Linked DNA regions of Homo sapiens: all the other regions are linked to region 3. A link is a loop called in an ENCODE intact Hi-C map of the cell type or tissue named here. Cell type or tissue: heart right ventricle. All regions are shown on one strand. Region 1 holds the start of TCAP (titin-cap). Region 2 has its middle 60 kb from the start of NEUROD2. Region 3 overlaps IKZF3 (IKAROS family zinc finger 3).

The links. Peaks named below come from ENCODE experiments on the same cell type or tissue, not always from the same donor. Only the 100,000 strongest peaks of a DNase experiment are listed, where the experiment ranks them.
Region 1: a loop joins it to region 3, with 3.0 times the contacts of the local background. A loop is called at or near these places in 13 of 110 quality-filtered maps.
Region 2: a loop joins it to region 3, with 6 times the contacts of the local background. A loop is called at or near these places in 42 of 110 quality-filtered maps.

Annotation. Positions count from the first base shown.
Region 1 is chr17:39,664,011-39,672,010 of GRCh38, reverse strand. It overlaps STARD3 (StAR related lipid transfer domain containing 3), which reads right to left. Exons shown (of 15, transcript NM_006804.4): 15 at 7,810-8,000. It overlaps TCAP (titin-cap), which reads right to left and starts at 6,662. Exons shown (of 2, transcript NM_003673.4): 1 at 6,542-6,662; 2 at 5,457-6,295. The coding sequence starts at 6,651. The coding sequence ends at 5,902. PNMT (phenylethanolamine N-methyltransferase) reads right to left here and starts at 3,558. Exons shown (of 3, transcript NM_002686.4): 1 at 3,334-3,558; 2 at 2,175-2,382; 3 at 1,536-2,060. The coding sequence starts at 3,535. The coding sequence ends at 1,622. PGAP3 (post-GPI attachment to proteins phospholipase 3) reads left to right here. Exons shown (of 8, transcript NM_033419.5): 8 at 1-889. RefSeq lists enhancers at 3,175-3,334, 4,768-5,505, 5,506-6,243 and a silencer at 3,475-3,724. In heart right ventricle, CTCF peaks have their summits at 3,198 and 3,399 (motif pointing right); DNase peaks (open chromatin) are centred at 3,440, 4,280, 5,260, 7,059 and 3 weaker places; H3K4me3 peaks cover 4,789 bases; H3K27ac peaks cover 7,906 bases; H3K27me3 peaks cover 736 bases.
Region 2 is chr17:39,543,755-39,551,754 of GRCh38, reverse strand. It overlaps a transcript of CDK12 not described here and the pseudogene RNU6-233P. Among named protein-coding and RNA genes, the nearest start is that of NEUROD2, 60 kb to the left of the region's middle. In heart right ventricle, a CTCF peak has its summit at 3,672 (motif pointing left); DNase peaks (open chromatin) are centred at 3,074 and 3,654.
Region 3 is chr17:39,750,091-39,758,090 of GRCh38, reverse strand. IKZF3 (IKAROS family zinc finger 3) reads left to right here. Exons shown (of 8, transcript NM_012481.5): 8 at 1-373. Among named protein-coding and RNA genes, the nearest start is that of GRB7, 16 kb to the right of the region's middle. RefSeq lists enhancers at 1,811-2,120, 2,531-2,580 and silencers at 3,071-3,800, 3,941-3,990, 4,031-4,170. In heart right ventricle, CTCF peaks have their summits at 3,524 and 3,729 (motif pointing right); DNase peaks (open chromatin) are centred at 2,694 and 3,620; H3K4me3 peaks cover 2,295 bases; H3K27ac peaks cover 3,797 bases.

The sequences.
Region 1 (8,000 bases), 86 kb after region 3:
TGTGGCTTCAAAGTGTGTGTGTGCAGGGGGTGGGTGTGTTAGCGTGGGTTAGGGGAACGTGTGTGCGCGTGCTGGTGGGCATGTGAGATGAGTGACTGCCGGTGAATGTGTCCACAGTTGAGAGGTTGGAGCAGGATGAGGGAATCCTGTCACCATCAATAATCACTTGTGGAGCGCCAGCTCTGCCCAAGGCGCCACCTGGGCGGACAGCCAGGAGCTCTCCATGGCCAGGCTGCCTGTGTGCATGTTCCCTGTCTGGTGCCCCTTTGCCCGCCTCCTGCAAACCTCACAGGGTCCCCACACAACAGTGCCCTCCAGAAGCAGCCCCTCGGAGGCAGAGGAAGGAAAATGGGGATGGCTGGGGCTCTCTCCATCCTCCTTTTCTCCTTGCCTTCGCATGGCTGGCCTTCCCCTCCAAAACCTCCATTCCCCTGCTGCCAGCCCCTTTGCCATAGCCTGATTTTGGGGAGGAGGAAGGGGCGATTTGAGGGAGAAGGGGAGAAAGCTTATGGCTGGGTCTGGTTTCTTCCCTTCCCAGAGGGTCTTACTGTTCCAGGGTGGCCCCAGGGCAGGCAGGGGCCACACTATGCCTGCGCCCTGGTAAAGGTGACCCCTGCCATTTACCAGCAGCCCTGGCATGTTCCTGCCCCACAGGAATAGAATGGAGGGAGCTCCAGAAACTTTCCATCCCAAAGGCAGTCTCCGTGGTTGAAGCAGACTGGATTTTTGCTCTGCCCCTGACCCCTTGTCCCTCTTTGAGGGAGGGGAGCTATGCTAGGACTCCAACCTCAGGGACTCGGGTGGCCTGCGCTAGCTTCTTTTGATACTGAAAACTTTTAAGGTGGGAGGGTGGCAAGGGATGTGCTTAATAAATCAATTCCAAGCCTCACCTGCCCTTGTTCAGCTCATTTGTGTGAATAGGGTGGGCTGGAGGGCAGGAGAAGACAGTTGTGGCGGCAGGGGCAGGTCCCAGAGCTGGCTGGAGGCAGTAAACAGAGGTGAGGTCTCTGCCTGGGCACGTGGCATGGGGAATGGCAGGCCCCAGAGGCAGAGCTGGGCAGAACTCAAGTCCAGTTGTGAGAGGGAGCTGGAGCCAGTTCTTTCCCTTTCACTTCCCTCGGCCATTGTGCTTCAATCATAACACCCCCACCTCCCCACCACCTTGCAGATTCTACTTCCATCTCCTCATGATCCCCACTCTCCCTCGTTCTGGTCTGAAGCAGTCTGCACTGTTTGTGACTTCACCTCTCTGAGCTTCACCTGGAAACAGACTAGCAGGACCTGCTGCTGAATGCAGGAATGAATGATGCGATGGACACAATGGCATATCACAAGTGCCTGGTGCACTGCAGGTGCCCGGTGAGCTCCCCTGACCTTGGCCTTCCTTAGTTTGGGAAGAATGAGTGGTACAGAATGCTAGCCTCAAGGAAGCTTCTGGAAAAAAAGCCTAGGGTGAATGTCTCCCCTACCCGGACACTCAGATCTCTGGGCCCTTGCTGCTTCCCAGGAGAGCCACACACAGCACTGACCGCAGCGGCAGGGTATTATTTCTTTATTAGGTGCCACTTCAAAGAACAGGGAATCCAGGTGGGTGGGGGCCACAGGGCACCAGGTACAGCCCTCACAGCCCAACCTTCTGAGCCCAGGCGAAGAAGACGCCCTTGACATCATCTACGCCTGTCTGAAGGTGGGCAGGCATGATATAGGTGCGGAGGTCCCGGACCTTGTAGCCACTACGCACCAGGGCCTCCCTCACCTCCTCCTCAGACACTGGCACCACCGTCAGCCTGGCCTCCCCAGCCAGGTACCACGACTCCTCCAGGGCCCCGATGAGGAGGAGGTGCCCCCCAGGCCTCAGCAGCGTGGTGATGTGGTCCAGGGCCCGCTGAAAGCTGGCAAGATCTGGGCTCACAGCCTCCAAGCAGAAGGCAGAGACCAGGGCGTCAGCAGGCAGGGGAGCTGGGCTCCCAGCACCCAGGGGCTGGGGCTGGTGCACGTCGATGGGCAGGACCCGTTTCACCCTGGCTCGCAGCTGGCGCTCCTTATCCTGCCAGCATTCCCTGTGCAGGAGGCACAAGGCAGGGCTCAAGGCTGTTCTACGCTCAGGCCTCTGTTGCCCCAACCAGCCACTCTATGGGAAGCCTCCTCCCCAACCCTCACCCCCCAGTCCTTACCCCTTGCCCTCAATGAGGCAGGCATGTTGGCTGTACATGCTCCAGTTGAAGGCCCCCGGCTCCTCCTGCAGCCAGCGCCCCAGCTCCTGGCGGTTGACCTCCAGGAAATCTGTCATGGTGATGTCCTCAAAGTGGCTGCAGGCACTGAGCAGCTGGTACACGGTGGGGCCTGAACCAATGTCGATGAGGGTGCGTCCGGACACTTCACCTGGGCAGGGCAGAGGAAGAGGGTCCTGGTGCCAGCCAGCCCAGGCAGCCCCTGCCTCCTTACCCTTCCCTCCCCTGCATCTCCCTGCCTCTCTCTAGTTCTTCCTTCTCCTCTGCAAATGTGTCTCCATCTGGAAAAAGCATTGGCCCCAGAGTTAGACTGAACCCAGCTCCAACATGGGCTGCCCTTCGGAAGGGAACTTCACCGCTCTGAGACTCAGGTTTCACATCTAGAAGACTATACCTACTGGCCGGGCGCAGTGGCTCACACCTGTAATCCCAGCACTTTGGGAGGCCGGGGTGGGTGGATCCTAAGGTTGGGAGTTCGAGACCAGCCTGACCAACATGGAGAAGTCCCGTCTCTACTAAAAATACAAATAAATTAGCCAGGCATGGGGGCGCATGCCTGTAATCCCAGCTACTAGGGAAGCTGAGGCAAGAGAATCGCTTGAACCGGGGAGGCGGAGGTTGCAGTGAGCCGAGATGGCGCCATTGTACTCCAGCCTGGGCAACAAGAGCGAAACTCCGTCTCAAAACAAATAAAAAATAAAAATAAGTAAATAAATGAAAATAAAATAAAGAAAAAGAAAGAAAACAACTATACCTACCAGCCAGGCTCAGCGAGGAAATCCTGGCAGTTTCTCACCCCTGTCCCACATCTGCCTCCATTTCCTCCTATGCATCTCCACCTCAGTCTGTCCTGCATCCCCCACCTTAGCTCTCAATTCTGAGCACTCTCCGCCCCCTCTCTCCACCTCTCTCTCCTCTGCCCCTCTCCTAAGGGATGTTGCTCTTTTTTCTCTTCTGTTTGCACCTCTCAGCTATCTCTTGTTTCTTGGTCCCCATCTGTTAGGCGCCTGGTCTGTCTCCCTTTCCTTCTTTTTATTTCCCTGCGCCTGCTTTCACTCCCCGACGACCTCTTGTCCCTCGTGCCTCAGTTTCCCCCGCTCACCGGTGGCGAAGGTCTGCGCCAAGCAGCGCAGCTTCCACGGCCCGACGCCGTTCGGGTTGCACAGGTCCCCGCGAGGGGGCGCGTAGTTGTTGCGGAGGTAGGCGCGCGGCTCGAAGCGCTGGTAGGCCGAAGCCACCGCCGCCTGGCCCGGGGCCGAGTCAGGGGCTGCGCCCGCATTGGGGCTACGGTCTGCGCCGCTCATGCTGCCGCCGCGGTCCGCCCAGTGCCCCGCTCGCCTCGCGGCCCTTTTTTCTACCGCCCGACCCCCGCCCCGACCGGTCCGCTGTGGGGGCGGCAGCTGACCGCCGAGCCGCCCGGGGCCATGTGCGCCGCATCCTCCCCACCCATTCATCCATCTCCCTTAGTGTCCGGGCTGCAGACACACCGGAGGTGAGTGGGGCGGCGGCTGCAGCGGCAATCGTCCCCCACACCCCCGGCTCCGTACTTGCTCCCGCAGCCCTCGCCCTCCGCCTCGCCTGCCCCGCCCCGAGTCCCGCCTCTGGGCGCCCCCCACCCTCAGTTCCTCACCCCCACAATCTTTAGACCCCCTCACCCCCGCCGGCCGGCCCCTCCCATCTCTCTTCTCCAGCCCCCCGCAGCCATTCACCTCTTTTGCCCAGCAGCCCGCCCCTTCTCTTTCCTGATTCGAGGTGGAGACTGGGGAATTAGGCCCTTTCCCCAGTTTCCCCCTCGCAGCGCCCTCCGCGACGAGGCCCCAGACCCCGCCAGGCTCCCCTCCCTCCCGGACACCCGTCCCAGCACCCACCCTTCCCTTAGAACTGCCACACAACTCCCCCTCCCCGCCCCTCCTCCAGGCCTCTCTCGTCCGTTGCTATGCCACCGGGCCCTCCAGCGACACCCCCTCCCCACCCCGCCCCAGAAAGGACAGTCCGTTCCGGCCTCCGCTGTGGTCGCTCCGGGGGCCCCAGAGCAGGGCGCGGCACTGCCCGTCCGATGGCAGGCGCGATAGGGGAGGTGAGCTGTGCTAATGCACTTAGCGGGCGGAACAGCCGGGCCTCCCCTGCGGGCCCCGCGGGTTCCCAGCCGCTTATCTGGGGGCTCCCGAGGACAGAAGGTTCGGGTTCGGGTTGTTCCCGCCACTTCGGGGGCGGCGCCGGACCCGGGTGAGGGCAGAGGGCTTGGGCAGGGGAGGGGCAGGACGCATTCGCGGAGGGCCGCCGGGGCCACCGGGGAGCGCAGTCCGGGCCTTGGGGCCCAGCCGATTTGGGGTCCTGCGGATGTAGGGGCTCTGACCCCACTCCTCTCGCAGCCCACCCTCCAGCTTCCCTCCGAAGGAGCGGCCAGGCCAGGCATGAAGATTCTGCTCAGCACCCCAGGTTCTGGCTGTCAAAATGCCAGGGTCTCCCCACCTATCTCCCAGATGGGAAGCCAATTCTGCCTGTGGCATCTCCGTGGTCTTCCTGAAGACCCCTTCCTTCCCCTCTGGATGAGTCCCGGGCCCTTCTGCCCTGGGTAGGTCACCAGCCCAGCTCCTGCCACCGTGGGTTCCTGGCCCCGCTTGATGTGGGCCTCCTCCATGCCATTCCCTCCCCCTTGTCCCCAGGGGAAAGTCTCCTTGGGAGAGGCAGCTAGGTTGGGACATGAGTCACCACAACAGCTGCAGGGGTCACAGAGGGGAGCCTGACCCCCTAGCACCTCCAACCTTCCCTGGCTTCCAGGGCAGGGGGTGTGGAGCGAGACACAGCTGAGGATTGATTCTGTCTGGATTCAGAACTGAGAGGCAGGTTAGTTTTAGAGGTCACTGACCCCGTTCACACCCCGAGGCAAAGCCAAGGACAGTCCTGGCACCAGCCCCTCCATATTCTCCACGAGACATCATTGAAACAAACCCTGGATGCGGATGCCAGCTGGCTTGCTGGTTACCACCCAGTGCCAGGGGGCTGGACACAGAAGCCAGGACTGGGCAGCGGTCAGGGTACGGGAAGGAGACTGGAGACAGCACCCTGTTTACAGCTCTGTCCTGCCCCCACCCCCACCCCAAGTATGGGGTGTACCCATTAGCTCTGCCATATTTAGCTCAGATGCGGAGCCTGGTCCCAGAAGTGGGCATTGAGGGGACACCCATGGGCCAGCCCCCCCAACCACAAGGAAAGAGATGCAACTCTGGCACATGATTGAGCATTTATTGCGGCACTAACAGAGGGTGCTGGGGGCCCCACCATCCTTGCCTCTGCCCTTTTCACCTCCCCCTCCCTCCCAGCTTCTTCTGCCTAGAGCGTTCCAGATTCCCCTCACATTTTCCTGGATCAGGGCCACTCCTCCCAGGCACCTCTTGCCCTCACCAGTACCTTTTGTCCCTTCTCCTGGGGCTGAGGGTCCTCAGCTGTGCTGGCCCCCAACTCTCCACCCTTAGTGCCCACTGTCTCTGCCACCCTCCCTTTGGGAACTCAGGGGGCTCAGGCATCCTGGCCTCTGGCTCCCCCCTCCCCTAGCCCCCAACTCTGGGCAAACTACAAAGCAGCCATGGCCAGCAGCTCCCCTCCACAGTCCTAGCCAGGAAGGGCCCAGCCCAGGGCGGGCACAGCGGAGCCCAAGTCACAGTCCCTCTCAGCCTCTCTGTGCTTCCTGGGACATGGAGCGGGACAGGGAGCGACGAAGTGCACCGGGCTTGCTGACAGGCACCACAGGGGGCAGCTGCTTTGTGATCTCAGCCACCTCCTGGCGGTCCACACACTGGCCACCCAGGGCTGTCTCCAGCGCCAGCAGCTCCTGAAGCTGGATGGGGGTGTCCTCACGCTCCTCCTTGGTGGCGCCCATCTTGGCAGGGGTGAAGATGGGCAGCGGCAGTACCCGCTGGTAGGGCAGCTGGTACTCCTGCAGCCCACGGCCGAGGATGCCCATCCGCATCATCAGCCAGGGCGAGCGCTGCACCAGCACCTGGCACTGCCCCTGCTGGTGGTAGGTCTCATGTCTCTGGGTGTCCTCCTCATGCAGGGAGCAGCTGGGGAGAGGGGAGGGGCAGTGAGCTCCTGGGAGCTGTTGCTCTCTGGGCACAGGCTGGGTGGGGGGCTCCCCTGGGCTGCTGGGACCTGGGGGCAGGAAGGGTGGTTCCCCTTTGCTCTCCCCATGGGGCATTCTTCCTGCCCCCACCCCCAGAAATTTCTCCAGGGCTTCATGCTCTGGCCTCATGGCTCAGTGAGGGTGCTCTGGGGGAGCAGAGGCAGGGCTCTAGCAGACCCACACTCACCCCTCCTCGGGCCGTGTGGACAGTGTCAGATCCTTCCATTCTGCCCAGAAGGCCTCCCGGCGCTCACAGTTCTCCTCCGACACCTCGCAGCTCAGCTCTGAGGTAGCCATGATCACTCCTCATTCTCTCTCCCCTCCCAGGCCCTTTAAATAGCCCCCTCCTCCCCCTTCTCCAGGGGCTATTTTCGGCCCCTCTGGTGTCAGATGCTATAAGTAGAGCCAAGACTCACTAATGGGGGGACGCCGGACCCAGGGCAGGGGTTGGGGTACCTGGACGCTGGCTGCCCCCCGGTCAGAGGTCTGGGGTCCAAGGTCCTGGGGTCAATGCCTCCAGGTGCCTGACATTACTCAGACACCGTCTCATGCCAGCCACATGCCCAGCCTTGTGCCCCCCTGGCACTTGCCCTCTGCCCCACCCACTCCCCTTTGCAGGGAGGACAGCAGCTTGTCTGTAAACAGAGCAGGACCAGCAGGAACTGATGCCCCCTCTGGGCTCTGTACCAGGGCTGCCAGGTCCTGCCCTGGCTGTGCTCTCCTCTGCCTGGGCTCAAGGGCATATCCCCAGAAGGGAGAGTGCAACCACGTCCTCAGGCGCCTGCACCAAAGGCCTAGTGCCTAGTCCCCAGTCACCCTCACCACACCAGCAGGGGCGGAGACAGTCAACTTCATGCCTGGGAACCTGGGGCATGAGCCTTGGCCAGGTGTTTTCCTTCCCCATGGCCAGTGGTCAGGTAAGTGGTCTTAGGAGACAGGTCTCAGGAGACAGTCAGGCTAGTAGGGGTGGAGGGCCCCCAGTTCTACCCCAACACCTGTGTTGGGTGAAATGGGAATCCAGGGGCTCTGATGGGTGATAGTCAGAAGGCCTGGCTCCAGATCAGCCATAAATAGGCTGTGTGACCATGGGTCAGTCCCTGCCCCTCTCTGGGCCCCTTTCCCCACTTTCTGGCCACTGCAAGAGGACCAGAAGAGCTCTGGAGCCTGCCCGCTCTGATGTGCTACCTGGGAGGGGACTGGCTCTTCTTCATGGGGAGCAGGGGAGACAGATGGCTGTGGGGACAGTCCAGCACCCCAGGAGTAGCAACTCATGGTGCAAGAGGCTGGCAGACAGGTGGTGGGTGTGGGGGGATGAGGAGTGAGAACACTGCCGAGTGGACAAAGGGTGGCAGGAGAGGCAGTGACAGGGGCTGAGCTGAGGACCCTGTGGGGACGGCAGAGTACCCAGGAGCACGTGGGTGCAGAACTGCAGACTATTGATTACTGAGCACTGTCCCCGGTTCTTCATATCTTTTAATCTCATAACAACCCTGTGACATCAGTCCCATTTTCATAAAGTGGGAAGCAGAAGCTGAGAGAGGTAGATTCGCCCAGGGTCACACACCTAGGCAGGACCGAAACAGGATCCACCTGGCTCTGAAGAAGCTGGCTCTGCTGGAAGCCTGCATGCAGGCAGGCAAGGGGGC
Region 2 (8,000 bases), 210 kb after region 3:
CTGGAAACTTGCCCCTTTCTCCAGTGTACATCAACACTACAAGAGTCAGAGGGGTCTAAGAGCTCTAAGGCCATGGCACCACATGAATTCAGGAGCATTTCTAATTCAGCCTTCAGGGCCTTGAATTTAAATTCTATCTCTGTTCTAGGCTTTGCCATGGGACAAGACGTATAAGACTACTCCTTAACACATTTGTTGGCATAAGTTTCTCCAGTGGCTTATTATATTGCAGCAGGGAAATATGTGGTAAGATTTCAAAAAAAAAAGCTCAGCATTTAGTCTTGATTGGGGGATTTGCTTCTTGGTTAAGGAGGTGGGGTAAATAATGCATTTCCTTCCCTGTAGATCTTATAAGACATGGTAAAATTCCATAGGGGTCAGGGGCTGTAGGGGATTTGTGTACTTGGAAGCAAGAAAATGGATAAGATGATCTCTGGAACAAGCTGTATAGAGGAAATGTCCCCCTAATAGTGCTCCATAGAAGCTGAACCTGTCCATGACTCCCCTAAGTTGCTTCTAAGACAGGGGATAGAAACTTGAGACTTCAAGCAATGGAGAATAATATCCTGCATACCTTCTTCCCTTGACTTTCCTCCCCCAACACCTACCTACCTTTCCTTTTCCTGTGTTCCCAGAAATTCTCCAAATCCAGGAACACAAAGCAATACCAGGACAGGATTCAAATGATTTCCCCTCTCTGGGTCTTGTTTTTCACATCTGTAAAATGAAGGGGTGGGGCAAGATGAGCTCCAAGTTCCCTTTTTTTTTTTTTTTTTTTGAGACAGAGTCTTGCTCTGTTGCCCAGGCTAATTCTCCTACCTTAGCCTCCCAAGTAGGTGGGATTACAGGCACACATCACCATGCCCAGATAATTTTTTTGTATTTTTTGGTAGAGATGGCGTTTCACCATGTTGGCCAGGCTGGTCTCGAACTCCTGGCCTCAAGTGATCCACCTGCTTCGGCCTCCCAAAGTGCTGGGATTATAGGCGTGAGCCACCGCACCTGGCCAAGTTCCCTTTCTTGCAAAAGCAAGGTTCTACGATTCATACCCCAAAAGGCACCAGGCCTCATTTGCATGCCATTTTGCATGTAATCTCCATGGCACTTATTTTATGTCAAAACATACAGAAATACCTCTGAACCCTGCCCTTCTCCTCCGTCTCTCCATAGTCTCTGGTTCTATGGTCCATAGCTCTTGTCTTCTCTCTACAAGGACCTCAAAGCTCTGTCCCCACCTTCCTTTCACAATTTTACAGCACTCCCTGGGACAAGCCCAACCAGACAAAACCCCAGGAGCAAGAAAACAGCCTCACCTTATATTCTGGCTGTGATTTTGGGCTCCAGACCTGAGTCAACCAGTATAGTTCCAATCCGTTTGGAGGTCCTGGCAGTTGGGGGGAAATCCTGGCACCTCTCCCCAGTGCCTCCCTTCCTCCACCTCGCTATTCTCCATGCCAGAACGCAAAGTGGCCAGTGATTGATGGGCCTGGGTTCCCGGTAACCGCACCCAGTGGCCCAATCCTCCTCCCTTACCCAATCCCTCCCCTGTCCCTATTCAGATATCAGATTGTCTCATGTTGGTCCCTGAGGTCCCATTAATTAAAAATACATCCAATTAAATGGCAGGTGAAAACGTGCTATTGGAGCTCTATACCCCCCTGCCCCAGCTTGGTCTCTCCACCCCCTCAACCCCCCTTTTAAGGCTCAGCTGTGCTTTGAGCTGAGAGAGAGAGAGAGAGAGAGACAGAGAGAGAGAGAGAGAGAGAAAGCATGAGGGAGAGAGTAGAGGAAGACATGGGGCAGGGTATGATGGGGGGGTTATTTGATCCTCTGCCAGGGTAGCATGTGCCAGCCTGGGAGGGTGGCACCATGCCCTAGTGTCTAATTTCTGGAGGTGTTGAGTAGGTTCAGTCAGCTGGGTACCCATTTCCATTTCCCTTAAAGGGGCAGAGGGCAGTCAGAGGGCATGGCTAGCTATAATGCCTTCCTTTTGGGCTTTGTGGATGAAGGGCAAAAGTGTAGATGGCAGAGGGGCCTTATAGGGGGACATGTAAAAATCAGGGATTGGGAGAGTCTGAGGCCTCCATTCTTGGCATATCACTGCTCTTCCCCAAACTGGGAAGACTATAACGAGGAGCAGGCTGGGACCCAGGTGGCAGGGCATGGCGATGCTCCCAAGCCTGGCTGTGCCTACCCCTGCCCACAGGAAAGCTGAGAGAAGAATGGAGAGAGGGAGGAAGGAGCCATAACTTCGGTGGGAGCAGATGGGTCAGATAGGATAAAATATGCAGAGAGAGATGTTCATGTGGGCACCATGTCCCCTAGCACTTCATAGGTAAAGGACCTGAAAGGACCCGTCCTGTTTATCTTTTCTTCAAGCAAAAAGAAGAAGCAGAGCTGTAGCGTGAAGTCACCTTGGCCTGGCTGCCTGGCAGGCAGTGAATAGGGTATCTCCCTTGATGAGCACTGACCGCTCTCCTCCTCCATACTTACGGTGTCCCTAGCATTTTAGGTAAGGCATTTGCCCCCTTCCACCCCTCTGCAAAGCCCTCTGGCCCCAAGCGATACAAAACTAATGGGCACTGAAAGCTGTTGGGAGAGGAGCTGGGAAAGTAGGGGTGACTAAGGGTGACACTCAGAATCCAGGCAAGAGTGGGGGTTTTGCCAACCCAGGGCCCCCGTCTGGCCTCCTTGGCAGCCTCAGCACCTCCTCACTTCACTTTAACGCTAATTGGAGATTTTAATCTGCACTGCTGCTCTGCTCGGGGTGCTGGGGGGAGCGCCAGCTGTGCAGTAATTCCAGCAGCACCGACTGTTTAATCAAGCTGTCCTCCTGGGGAGGGGCCCTCAGGCATGGGGGTAGGAAGGAGGAGGAGAACCTCTGTCATGTCCCTTAGCCTGTTCAGCCTGGAAGGGCTTCATGGAGATGGAGGGTCAATTGTGGAGTCCTCAGTCCCATAGAGGCCCCAGGGCCATTTGGCACCCCTAGCAGAAACACTGCCTGATACAGGGTGGGTATGAGGCTCATGGCCCAAAGCAGCCCACACTCCTATCCAGCTTTCTGACACCATTTTTGGCTCAGGGCCCTGGAATGTCCTGGGGTGTATTCCAGCCACTGAGGCTGCAAACATCCACTAGACCATCTTGAATTCTATAGGTTTGTGCTGGAGTAGGTGACGGGGAGACTAACTCTCCCAGGCTTCAGTCACCCCTAACACTTTCTCACTAACAAAACACTTTTCTTAGAACAATTATAAGAGATTTTTTCCCCCTAAAAACCACAGGCACCTCCACCATCTGGGTCGGAAAGTGACTGCCATTAAGGCAGGGGGACAACGGGGCATACAGCTGGAACCTGCTACACCTTAAGGGAGAGATGCACCTGTGCAAGGTGTTAAGTGCCTGGAAAGAGGGGGCTTCCCAAGTTCAGCTGGAAGCACATTGAGATGTCAGGCCACTAGAGCAAAGTGTTTAGGGGTCTCAGGCCATTTTCAAGGAAGAACAAGTGGTACCAAATATTTGTCTCACTTTTTGGGCCCATGCTCTCTGGGGCCCAGAGAGCCCCAGAGTTTCTGACCCCTGTTTTGGAGAAAGGGTGCCCTCATCCCCAAACTGTCTGCTAAGGGGCATGAGTTTTAATTGGCCAGCAGCGCCCTCGTGTGGCAGAAACCATGACTGCAGCTGCCCAACTGGCAGGCCTGTTCTGTGTGATCAGATAACCTGGTAGACAGAAGACATGAAGATAAGTTATAAATGCTGGTGCTCAAGGTACCCCATGCATACTTACTGCTTGACTACATCCAGGGACGTTTCTTGCTAACACTTGCTCTATCCCTCTGTCTACCTCAGCCCACCTGCTTCACCTCTAACTCAACCCATATGCCTACCAGGAGAGGGAGCACCTTACCCAGAGGTGGCACTTACTTGAGCTGCTGCATGTGCTGTCTGGATTGCAGGGATGAGAGAGGCACTGCAGAGAGAGGAGGCCTAGGGTCAAGAGGATAAGCTGATGTCACCTCCTATGCCCAGGATGCAGGGAGATGCTCTGCCCACACCTGACCCTGCAACTCTCAACAGCCCCCAGAGGAGAGCTGACACCTGAGCTCAAGACAGTAACACCTAGTAGTTGATTCTGCTTTATGGCCATCTATTCTCCACTTCCTGGAGGCATCTGGGAATGAGTATGGACAGATTCTCAGAGCCTAAGATCCTGGTCCTGGGAAATAGACACTAGATAAATCATCTTTCCTTTCGGAACAGTCTGGATATTATTAAAAACAAATGCACACATAAAACCATTCGCTCAAAAGATCCAGGTAGGCCAGGCGCAGTGGCTCACACCTGTAATCCCAGCACTTTGGGAGGCCAAGGCAGGCGGATCACCTGAGGTCGGGAGTTCGAGACCAGCCTCATCATCATGGAGAAACCCCATCTCTAATAAAAATACAAAAATTAGCCTGGCATAGTGGCGCATGCCTGTAATCCCAGCTACTCAGGAGGCTGAGGCAGGAGTATAGCTTGAATCCGGGAGGCAGAGGTTGCAGTGAGCCAAGATCGTGCCATTGCACTCCAGCTTGGGCAACAAAAGCGAAACTCCGTCTCAAAAAAAAAAAAAAAAAAAAAAATCCTAGTACTCTCCCAGGATAGCAAGCAACTAGGAAGAATGCACATCTGTGGCTTCAGATTTCTAGCCCCCAGAAGAAAGGCTACCTGTCATTAGACTCTCCCTCTCCAGTACCAAATACCATCTGTTTACTGGTCCATTCCCACACCCACTAAATGGGAAAAATGGTCATGAACTATAGAAAAAGGGATGGACATTTGATACCAGGAGGTTAGCGGCTCTTTACAGATTCGGGCTGGAAGTTACGAAGACATACAGGCGAGTCACCAAGGCCTTCCCCTTGTTGGAGACATTTAATAACAGAGAAAAATACTCCGAGAGAGAAACATAACCCTGTTTGGGGTTGATGGGTAGGGGGAGCAGCACACCTACCAGCAAGCAAGAAAGGTGGGGGTAGACACAGGAGGCTGGTGACCTGTCCCATCTGGGCATTGGGGATGAAGGAAGCAGGCTTGCAGGCCTCTAATTCTGGTGTCTCACACAGTGTTTGGACAGGTGGGATTTCCCACTGAACCTGGAAAGGAAGTGAAGAAGCTGATTAGAGGTAGTGAGAAGGGACAGAACTGCCCTATCTTGACTGAGAAGAAAGAAATAGAAAATAGCTTTTTGGTGCTTGCTTTGGCAGCACATATACTAAAAAAATTGGAGGTCGGGCACAGTGGCTCACACCTGTAATCCCAGCACTTTGGGAGGCCGAGGCAGGCGGATTACGAGGTCAAGAGATCGAGACCATCCTGGCTAACATGGTGAAACCCCGTCTCTACTAAAAAATACAAAAAAAAATTAGCCAGGCGTGGTGGGGGGGCGCCTGTAATCCCAGCTACTGAGGAGGCTGAGGCGGGAGAATGGAGTGAACCCAGGAGGCGGAGCTTGCAGTGAGCTGAGATTGTGCCACTGCACTCCAGCCTGGGCGACAGAGCAGGACTCCGTCTCAAAAAAAAAAGAAAAAATTGGAATGATACAGAGAAGATTGGCATGGTCCCTGTGTAAGGATGACATGCAAATTTGTAAAGTGTTCCATAAAAAAGGAGGAAGGGGCCGGGCGCGGTGGCTCACGCCTGTAATCCCAGCACTTTGGGAGGCCGAGGTGCGCGGATCATGAGGTCAGGAGATCGAGACCATCCTGGTTAACATGGTGAAACCCCATCTCTACTAAAAATACAAAAAATTAGCCAGGCGTGGTGGCGGGCGCCTGTAGTTCCAGCTACTTGGGAGGCTGAGGCAGGAGAATGGCGTGAACCCGGAAGGTGGAGGTTGCAGTGAGCCGAGATCGTGCCACTGAACTGCAGTCTGGGTGACAGAGCAAGACTCCATCTCAAAAAAAAAAAGGAAGGAAGGAAGGAAAAAAAAATCCTGTAATCCCAGCACTTTGGGAGGCTGAGGTGGGCAGATCACCTGAGGTCAGGAGTTCAAGACCAGCCTGGCCAACATGGTGAAACCCCGTCCCTACTAAAAATACCAAAAATTAGCCAGGCGTAGTGGCGGGCACCTGTAATCCCAGCTGCTCAGGAGGCTGAGACAGGAGAATCACTTGAACCTGGGAGGCAGAGGCTGCAGTGAGCTGAGATCACGCCATTTCGCTCCAGCCTGGGCAACAGAGCAAGACTCTGTCTCAAAAAAAAAAAAAAAAAAAAGCTTTTTGGGGCTGGGCACAGTGGCTCACGTCTATAATCCCTGCACTTTAGGAGCAGAGGCAGGCAGACTGCTTGAGTCCAGGAGTTAAAGGCCAGCCTGGGCAACATGGTGGAACCCTGTCTCTATTAAAAATACAAAAAATTACCTAGGCATGGTGGCACACGCCTCTAGTCCCAGCTACTCAGGAGGATGAGGTAGGAGAAATCACCTGAGGCTGCAGTGAGCTATGATAATGCCATTGCACTACAGCCTGGGCAACAGGAGTGAGACCCTGCAAGGCTGTGTATATAGATGGGGTTGTGGGCTAGAGGGCTAGCTGCCCTGGAGGAGAGGGCTGAGAGTAACCCACTAACTGACATCAGCAACCCACTGTAGAGGAACATCCATTAGCACAGCTGGACAAGAGGAAAGAACAGGAATGCCAAGAAAGGGGGTTACCTGCTCTAGCTGGAAGGGAGAATCTATTAATCAGAAGGCAGAACATCAGAATATAGGGTCAAATAAAAAGCTAAGGAAACTCCTCTGGAGATCTTTCGGAATAAGAAACTTCCCTGAGATCACCTGTTAGCCTGGTGCGGTGGCTCACGCCTGTAATCCCAGCACTTTGGGAGGCTGAGGCGGGCGGATTACCTGAGGTCGGGAGTTGGAGACCAGCCTGACCAACATGGAGAAACCCCATCTCTACTAAAAATACAAAATGAGCCGGGTGTGGTGGTGCATGCCTGTAACCGCAGCTACTCAGGAGGCTAAGGCAGGAGAATCGCTTGAACCCCGGGAGGCGGAGGTTGCGGTGAGCCGAGATCATGCCACTGCACTCCGGCCTGGGCAACAAGAGCAAAACTCCATAAAAAAAAAAAAAAAAAAAAAAAAGATCGCCTGTTACCCAGCTACTCAAGAGGCTGAGGCACGAGAATCACTTGAACCCCGGAGGCGCAGGTTGAAGTGAGCTGAGATTGCGCCACTGCACTCCAGCTTGGGCGGCAGAGTGAGACTCTGTCTCAAAAAATAAAAATTAAAAAAGAAAAAAAAAAGAAAGAAACTTCTCTAAGACCAGGGGTGGGGTGGGGTGGGATGGGAGTAGGGTCATCCCACACAAAAGCAGGCCAGTGACCTCTGATTGGCTTTAGGCCCCTACCTGGCTTGGCTTTAGGTTCTGTGAAAGAGACTGAATTTGCCAGGCTCTGGGTGAGAGGTGACTGATGGACATCACTGCATTCCTCAGAGGGCATTCCCACCGTTGCTCCTACCTGTAAAGGAAAATGGCAGGTTACATTAGACATGAGACAAGGGACTAGACACCAAAGAACATCTTTGGTCTTGCACCCAGGAAGCATCCATTGGTAGGTAACAGTGACGGTGATGTTAGCACTCTTCTAACTCCTTCAAACCTGAATTCCCCAGAAGGATTCAGACTAACCTTAGTACACTCCCAGAGAGAGTCATAACTGTTCTAAAATTCTTGTCTCCAGGGACCTAGCTCCCAGGCTGATAAAAGCAAAAACATGGTTCTTAAAGTTAGGGAATTCAACAGAAACAGAAGCTGTGAAACCCAGAATCATAAAGATCAATGAAGGTTAATGGTTAATATAAGGCTAATAAAAGAAGGTGACTGGGAGGAGGCCACCCAGTTTTAGATCAGATCATGAGGTTGGACTTGTGGCTCTCTCATCCATAACAGCTCCTTCAGGAAGGACTCTAAGGCAAAAAAGGATCCTGACTGTGAGAAAGGAGGTTTGCAGGA
Region 3 (8,000 bases):
GGAACAGAATGTGGTTTGGGGCTCAGGGTGGCCTTCCCACTGGGAGGGAAGGCGGGAGGGAGCCCTTGCCCTGGGTTTTGACACAGCCTGTGCTCACAGCCTCTCCTCTCATCTGCATTTCTCAGAAATGCCCTCCCTGCCCAGTGGTGACTTTCCCTCGTCACTCCTATGGAGTTCTACCTGGAGCCCAGCCATGTGTGGAACTGTGAAGTTTACTCCTCTGTAAAGATGGTTTAAAGAAAGTCAGCTTCTGAAATGTAACAATGCTAACCCTTGCTGGAACCCTGTAAGAAATAGCCCTGCTGATAGTTTTCTAGGTTTATCATGTTTGATTTTTACACTGAAAAATAAAAAAATCCTGGTATGTTTGAAATTAGTCCTTGTGCATCCTTATCACTTATGATTTGTGTCTGCTGGTGTCAGGATGTAGAAGGGTTTCATCCCGCCCCAAGGAATACTTTCTTAATTTTGCCCCTCTATTTCTTAAAGTCCAGTTATCAAGAAAAATGAATTATCACTGAAATAAAGGTTCTCACCTGACGCCTTGCTGAGCCTACCACTGTGATCCTGCTGCTGGCCCCTGTAACCCACAAGATAGGGTTCCTGGTTCCACTGGTCCTTAGTTCACTAAGGAAACTGGAGGAGGTTGAGGACCTGGACTTAGCATGATCAGCACATTCAGCATGGTGCACCCCTATTCCAAGTCACTGCTCTGCCTTCCTCCCTCAACAGAGATTCTTCTTAAAATACAGTCAAGTTCTGACTTTTTCATGTGTGGGGGCTCACAGACATCCACATTGGGAAACTTGAGTTGCAGTCCTTAAACTCGACCATATTTAAATACAGTTTTTAGATACCTGGAGACCCAAACCGAAGGTGTTAGGGGGAAAAGTCCTAGGAGAATGGCATAGGGATGAGGCTGCTTTCTTTCCATCATCATTGTGTTCTCTCTTAGAAAACGTTAGAGAAAGTAGAGAGAGAGTCTGGCCTTCTGCTCAGCCTCATCTAAAGCACCCTCCATTTTCCGTCTTCTGTGGAAGAGGCATGAGAAAGATTGTCTGAAGTTTTAAGACTAACAAATGTGGGGCTAGGCTGGCACCAGCGTCCTCTGGCTCCATGATCAGCATCATCTCCCTCCCATCAGCACTCCAAAATGTTCAAACTGGCTGAGGGTCTCCTACAGGTTTCCCAGTCTTGCTCAAGCTGAGGAGGAGAAAGGAATGGCATGGCACCCTGCCTTTGCATTTTAGCACTGAATACATTCAAAAACGGCCCCTCAGTAGCTGGTTTTCAGCCCTGGAGAGAAGATTATATGGCCTTCCCCATCCCCAAATCCCTCCCCAAAGCAGAAGCAGCTCAGGCAGAAGAGAGGGAGACAGGGAGATCCTGACCCCCTTTGCCAGTGAGCAGGACCGGAGGTCCACACTGGCGTTGGGGTTGAATGGACTCCCAGCCTGAGAAGAGTTTTCCTTCCTGATCTTGGGAGCTAATTCAATGCCCTAGAGGGTGGTGGGCCTGGCAGTGGAGGCCACCCCACACCTGCACCCTCCTTCTTCCCCTCCCCCATCACTCAAAACCCCGGACCATTCACTTAGGTTGCTGTGCCCAAACCCTCCACCTGCAGGCAACTGCCACCCGAGGGCAGGCAGGGGGAAAGGACCTAGCTTCCTGCCCTCATCTCCTGTCCCTCAGAATCCAGGGTCTGAGGAAGAGTGGAGGTCACAACTCCAGGAAGACCAGAAACACTGGCCCAAGGGATGGTGGAGGGGCACATTCGGCCCAGGCCACAGTTCGGGCTGTGGAGCATTCCGGGATCAGACAGTTGTTTGCATAAAAGCCAAAAGCCACTGCACCTGGGGTGGGGAGGCCCTCTGGGGAGGTGCTCCCTGGCTTAGGGGAGAGGGGGGAAGGAAGGTGTCATGGAAAGTCCCTGAAGGACACGGGGTGTTGAATTTGCTGTGGTTTTGTTTTTAACTCTGTCTTGACCTGTGAAGTAGGCAGCTGCCTCCCTTCTCCGCAAATAACAGATCTTCCCCCAGAATAACACACATACCCAAGGAAAGGGCTGCAGTGGAAAGGCCTGCGGGTGATGGCAGCTACCCCCCTTCCCCAGGAGTGAGGGGGCAGGAAGCCCCAGAACAGCCTTTCCCATCACCTCGCCTCTCCACCCCAGTACCCTGGCCCCCTGGCCCAGAAGAGCTGCCTAGGCAAATAAACCACAGCACTGGGGGTGGTGGTGGATGGGAACTAGGGGGGCGATGCCACCTCCTCCCCCGGGCTTGTCCTTCCACCGCCCAATCCCCATCCCACCCCCACTGGAATTGCATTCTCAGTGTCTCACTGAGAATGTCTCACTCACAGACCTCAGCTGCCCCGCTAGACTCCTGGGGAGCTGTGTGTCTCTTTGCGTGTGCGTGTCTGTCTCCATGTGTGCCTGTCTCTCTCCTTGCATGTCTGTCTGTGTGTGTCTGTGTATCTGTGTGTGTGCGCGCGTGCACGTGTCTCGTGTGTGTGTGTTTGTGTGTGTTGAGGGAAAGCAGGCTGAGTCAGTGAATCCAGCAAAGCTCTGAAGTCCCAAGCAAAAGACAGTCGCAGACTCCCGCAACTATTTGGAGTCCTGGTTCCAATCCCAGCCCTCTCCCTCTCGGGATGAGCCCAGACACTTGACTTCCCCTTCTGGGCGTTGATTTTCCCCAGAGTCAGGGATCTCTGAAGGGCCTTCCAGCTGGTACTCCTAAGACAGGCCTCAACCTCACTGCACCAGCCGGGCTCCAGGTCTTCCCTCTCTCTCCTCTCCTCACTGGACGCTGGAGCTAGAGTAATAGTGGCCGGGCCCTGACTCTCTCAAGATGTCATTTTCCTAACTGTTCTATCAAATTCCAATCCTGGACCCCAGGGGTAGGGGACAGGATCCCCTCACCTGTGGAATTATAGGAGGCTCGGAATAACGCGCGCTGAGGCTGGGTCTGAACCCCCGGCCCCCGCCCTTTCTCAGGTTCTCCTCTTAATTCTGCGTGGACCCAGACCCCAGATTCCCGGCTAGGGTGCCTGGGAGAGGAAAGGGAGGCCGGCGGAGAGGGGGCAGGGGTGCGGCGCGCGGTGGGAGTGAGGGGGGTGTGAGGGGAGGGGCAGCTGCACTTCTGAGAAACAGCTCGGCGTCTCAGCAGCCCGCAGCCTAACCCCCTGCCTGCGGCTTCACAGCTCCCTCCTCCCGCCGCCCACGCCGCTCGGGGCCTCTCCGGGGGTCGGCAGCCCCGGCGGAGACGGTGTCTGCTGGGGAGGAGCGGCAGCTCGGGGGACAGCAAAGTGGAACCCATGGGGGGTGGGAGTGGACATGGAGGAAAGCGTGGGTCGCGTGACACCCCAGGAGTGAAAGGCCTCCCCTCATCGGGGTCCCGAGCGCCGGATCTCGGCGTGCCCGCGTGTTCCCCCGCTGCCCCCGCGCTGTCCTATCACAGCCCGAGCAGGATCCAGAAGTGAAACTGCCCGGGTCACAGCCCAGCGCCGCTGCTGCACCCCGCCCCGCCCTTCCGGGCACTGCCGCTGCGCAGGATCTCCCGGCGCTCGGGCGCCTGCGGGGAGGAAACGGGGGAGGGGCAGGGGAAGTGCCCCCGCGGGCATCTGCAGCGCGCGGCCGCTCTCCTCCGGGGTGCCCGCGCGTAACCGGGGTGGGAACCTCGAGAGACAGGAGCCCCGGAGGCCTGGCCGCGGCGACCGCACTTCCCGCGACGGCCGCTGGGTGTCACTGCAGCCGCGCGGCTGAATCGGCTCGGCGCCTGCGGGAGTGGGGGACGGTGGGACGCCGGGACTAGGCCGTCGCGCTGCACGCCAGTCTCGCCTGCCCGCGCCTGGAGGCTCCGCGACGCTGGGATGCGGCGCCCACACCTTCCTCCACCCGCCTGGCCAAGGAAGCACCTCCCGCCTCGCCCACAGACTCGCAGCGAGGCCCGGACTAAGCAACGCCCCGGGGCGACCGGCTCGTTGCTGCGGCGCCACGCAAGCCACGAAACCGATGGCGCGTCCCCTCGTGGGGCCGAGTTCAAAGAGCCGCGACCCCGACGCGCGCCCCCTGGCGAAGCCGGCGGCCTTCCCTCCGCAGAGGCACGAGGGGCCGCCACGACGGAGGGTGGCTCGGTGGAGCCTGGCGCCCGTCGGCCCCGGCGCGCGCATGCGACTTGGGTGGTGGCGGAAGGGCGGGCGGCGGGGCAGATCGCCTCAGGCACCGGCCCAGAACGGCTGAGAGACGGGTCCCCCGTGTATCCTCCCCTACCCCAACCTGGCCTGACAAGTGTGGGATCCAGCCTTACCCAGCCACCCCCTGGCCCCAACACTAAGTTCCTCCAGTAGATGTGTGGGGCAGGGTGCCTCAGCCTGGGAGGAAGGAACCCTCCCTTGGGAGGCCAAAGCGGGAGGATCACTTGAGGTCAGGAGTTTGAGATCAGTCTGGCCAACATGGCAAAACCCCGTCTACTAAAAATACAAAAATTAGCTGGGCGTGGTGGCGCACGCCTGTAATCCCAAACTACTCAAGAGGCTGAGGCAGGAAAATCGCTTGAACCCAGGGGGTGGAGGTTGCAGTGAGCTGAGATCAGCCACTGCACTCCAGCCTGGGCAACAGAGTGAGACTGTAAAAAAAAAAAAAGAGAGAGCGAGAGAGAGATCCCTGGAATCTTTTGGGAAATTGGGGTAGTGCCAGTAGGAATGCCCTGGAGGACAGGACTCAGGGCATGGGAGTTGGGCAGGTGAATGCGGATGACCGTGCCTGTTGGTCACAGCTGTGTGAGGGTGCGGGTGGCCCGTTCCATCCCTGCTTACAGCTTCCCCTCCAACTCCAAGGTCACAGGGCCCAGTTCCACTACCCAGACCCTAAGGAGATCCACGTGGTTGTCCTGAGGGGGTGGTTTCTGCCTTCCAATCTCCCTCAGTCTGCCCCAAACCACCCTAAAATAAACCTAATCCAAGTAAGAACAAAGTGCTTACAACAAAAATGCAGCTCCAGGCCCGGCGCGGTGGCTCACACCTGTAATCCCAGCACTTTGGGAGGCTGAGGCGGGCGGATCACATGAAGTCGGGAGTTCGAGACGAGCTTCACCAACGTGGATAAACCCCATCTCTACTAAAAATACAAAATTGCTGGGCGTGGTGGTGCATGTCTGTAATCCCAGCTACTTGGGAGGCTGAGGCAGGAGAATTGCTTGAACCCAGGAGGTGGAGGTTGCGGTAAACCGAGATCACACCATTGCACTCCAGCCTGGGCCACAGAGCGAAACTTGTCTCAAAAAAAACACAAAAACAAAAAAAGCGAAACAAAAAAAACTCCAGCTAAACAGCCCCCCCAGGTGCCCATCAAAGAAAAACTTGCCCCTTCCTTGGGGTAGATGCAGCCGTGTGAGAGGGTGTCAGATGACATCATAACTCAACCCACATGGGATTGAATTTCAGGCCTCATCCCCATTTCCCCACACCGCCCCTTCTTGTATGGTGAACTTCGAGAACGCTTGTGGAGCAGCCTCAGCCCGCCCTCCCCACACCCCAGGATCGCCCACACCCCCAGGCTCTGGAGTCCAGTCTGCAACATCCAACTCCCCCAGGATCTAACTCCTTCTTTTCTCTCCTCCCCCAACTCAACTGAGAGCTCAGAGTCGTTTGTCCTAATTGCCACTGCATACTCCCCCTCAAGTCCCAAAGCTGAGGTTCTGCCAACAGCACAGGACAGGAAAGCAGTCTGCAGACGCCCCACCACTGTGCGAGTTGGACCAAGCCCTGACCTCTCTGGGCCCTCTTTCTATCTGTTGGACCAGATCAGTACTTCACTGGTTCAAGCCTTTTTCCTGAATATACCATAAGGCTCAAGTTCCAGATAGAAAGGCAATGCATCCCCCATCACCACCCCAACCTGCCCCTCAAGCCCCTGCCAGAACCCTTGGGCTCTGGGAAGGAGTTAGAAAACTGCTTATGTGGATAGTTTGGAAGAAAGAATCCTTCCAAGTGGCTTTGGGCTCCCCTGTCTGTGTCCTGTCCTTCCTCTCTTCATCCCTCATCAGGGTGCCTGGCACTGGGGCCCAAGGAAGGAGCCAGGCAGGGTCCCTGACCTGATGTTGAACCCTTGGGCCTGTCCACCACCCGTGAACTTGGATGTTGCAGAACTGGCCAGGGCTTTGTCTGGATGCCCCGCCCAGGGAGGTGGGCTCCCCTGGAATCATGCCCACCCCCATCCCAGAGTCCAGAGCGTTGGCAGCAGTCCTCCCTCCCCTCCACACTTGAGCAGGCAGGGAGGCCAACATTGTAGCCACACCCTCCACAGAACCCCTACCCTAAAGGCCCATGGTGCTGCCAAGGATAGCAATGTGCCCTGGCACCCGGCTCCCACCGGCCACGCTGGTCCCGGGAAGCTGGAACGTGTGATGCATGGCAGGCAGCACTTCGCGTCAGCTCCCCAGATGTGGGCCCTGTCACCCTCTCTCAGTACTGGGTCCTCCTCTGCATGGAAAGATGATGAGGAATTTCCCCTTTGCCCTCAAGTTTTTTTCTGAAATGTTTTTAATAAGTACGTATAATTTTAGAATGAAACCCAATAAATCAATTTTGAAAAGACAGTATCTGAGGTCCCAGCCCCCACCCTCTCCCCCAGAGAAGCCCCTGCTTCCCCTCCCACCAGCCCAGATTTTCTCAGAACCACAAGCCTCCCCGATCTAGCACTGCAGCCGTCCTTGGCAGTCCTTTCTGCTGTCTGACCACTGTAGGTCATGCTGCAGTCTCTGAGGTAGAGCAGCATCCTTCCCACATCCTCAGAGCTGGGGGATCTTACCCAGGGGTTCCACTGTGAGCTGGCCCTGAGAGGGTCCCTGTGCCCCCAAACTCTTAGCAGCTACGTCTCCAAAAAGCCAGAAATCTCAGACACTCACCAAGAATGGGCTGCTGCTGGTCTCAGGTGGCCAGATCAGGGCCAAATGCTGCCCCCTCTAAGGGCTCTCGGCAGCCTAGGTCCCTCACTGTGGCCAGCACTGAGAAGGGAGGGGGCAGAGAACAAAGGCTAGAGCAGGGCAGGGCTGCATTTCACCACCTGTCCAGTGGGCTGAGTCTGGCCTCTGTCCCGAACTCCCTCTGCGACCCCTGTCGCAGGTGAGTCCCTGTCTTTCCCTGAGCCTCAGTTTCCCATTTGTAAAGTGGGAAGGACATCTGTCTCACAGTCTCCAATTAGCTGATTGACAGAGAGGCTTTGTCTCTGCCCAGTGCCTCAGGCTGTGAAGGGACACTGGGTCCTCTTTTTTTACAGTCTGAACCCCTGGACATGCTGAAGAGGTGACTCATCTTGACCCCTTTACTCTCACTCCAGCCTGGAACTCTGGCACCCACACCTCGGAGGTGGCCCTGGGCACCCATGGCCAGCCACACAGCTGACACTGCCCTGTTCGGTGCTCGAGCCACAGCCTGTGGTGGGGATGGCTCTGGGAACCGTGGCAGGTGGCAGGCAGCAGGTTGCACTGGGTCCTGCCTCCAGTCCTGCTAAAAAGAAGCAAAATCTGCCACCCTTCCTGCCCTTGGGCTGCAGTAAGTTCTTCCAGCAGATTCCCAGGAGGTCCCAGGCTGGGGTGTGCATGAGACCTCTCTGCCCACCTCTGTCTGCTGGACCTGGTCCCAGCTTCCCAGCCTGGAGTTAGCCAAGGATGGGGGTGCCTTGGTCGGGAGTGGCTGCCAGGGCTGCCAGACCCAGCCCAGGGGCTGATTGCAGAGGCTGCACAGTCTCAAGGTCACCTCAGGACAACCCTCCAGGCCAGAGACCAAGGCTGCAGGGAAGGGAGGGGCTCTCTAAGGGAGGACCCCAGTAGGCCACTATTGCTGTCACTGTGGCTGAGGAATGCCACCTGGACGTCAGCCAGACAGGGGAAGCAGAACATGCCCAGACCTGGTCCTCAGACCTGGGTTGGAATCTTGGCTCTCCCACTGTGATCTGGGGCCAGGCTGCCCACTGGGCCGTCAGTTTCCTCACCTACAAAACA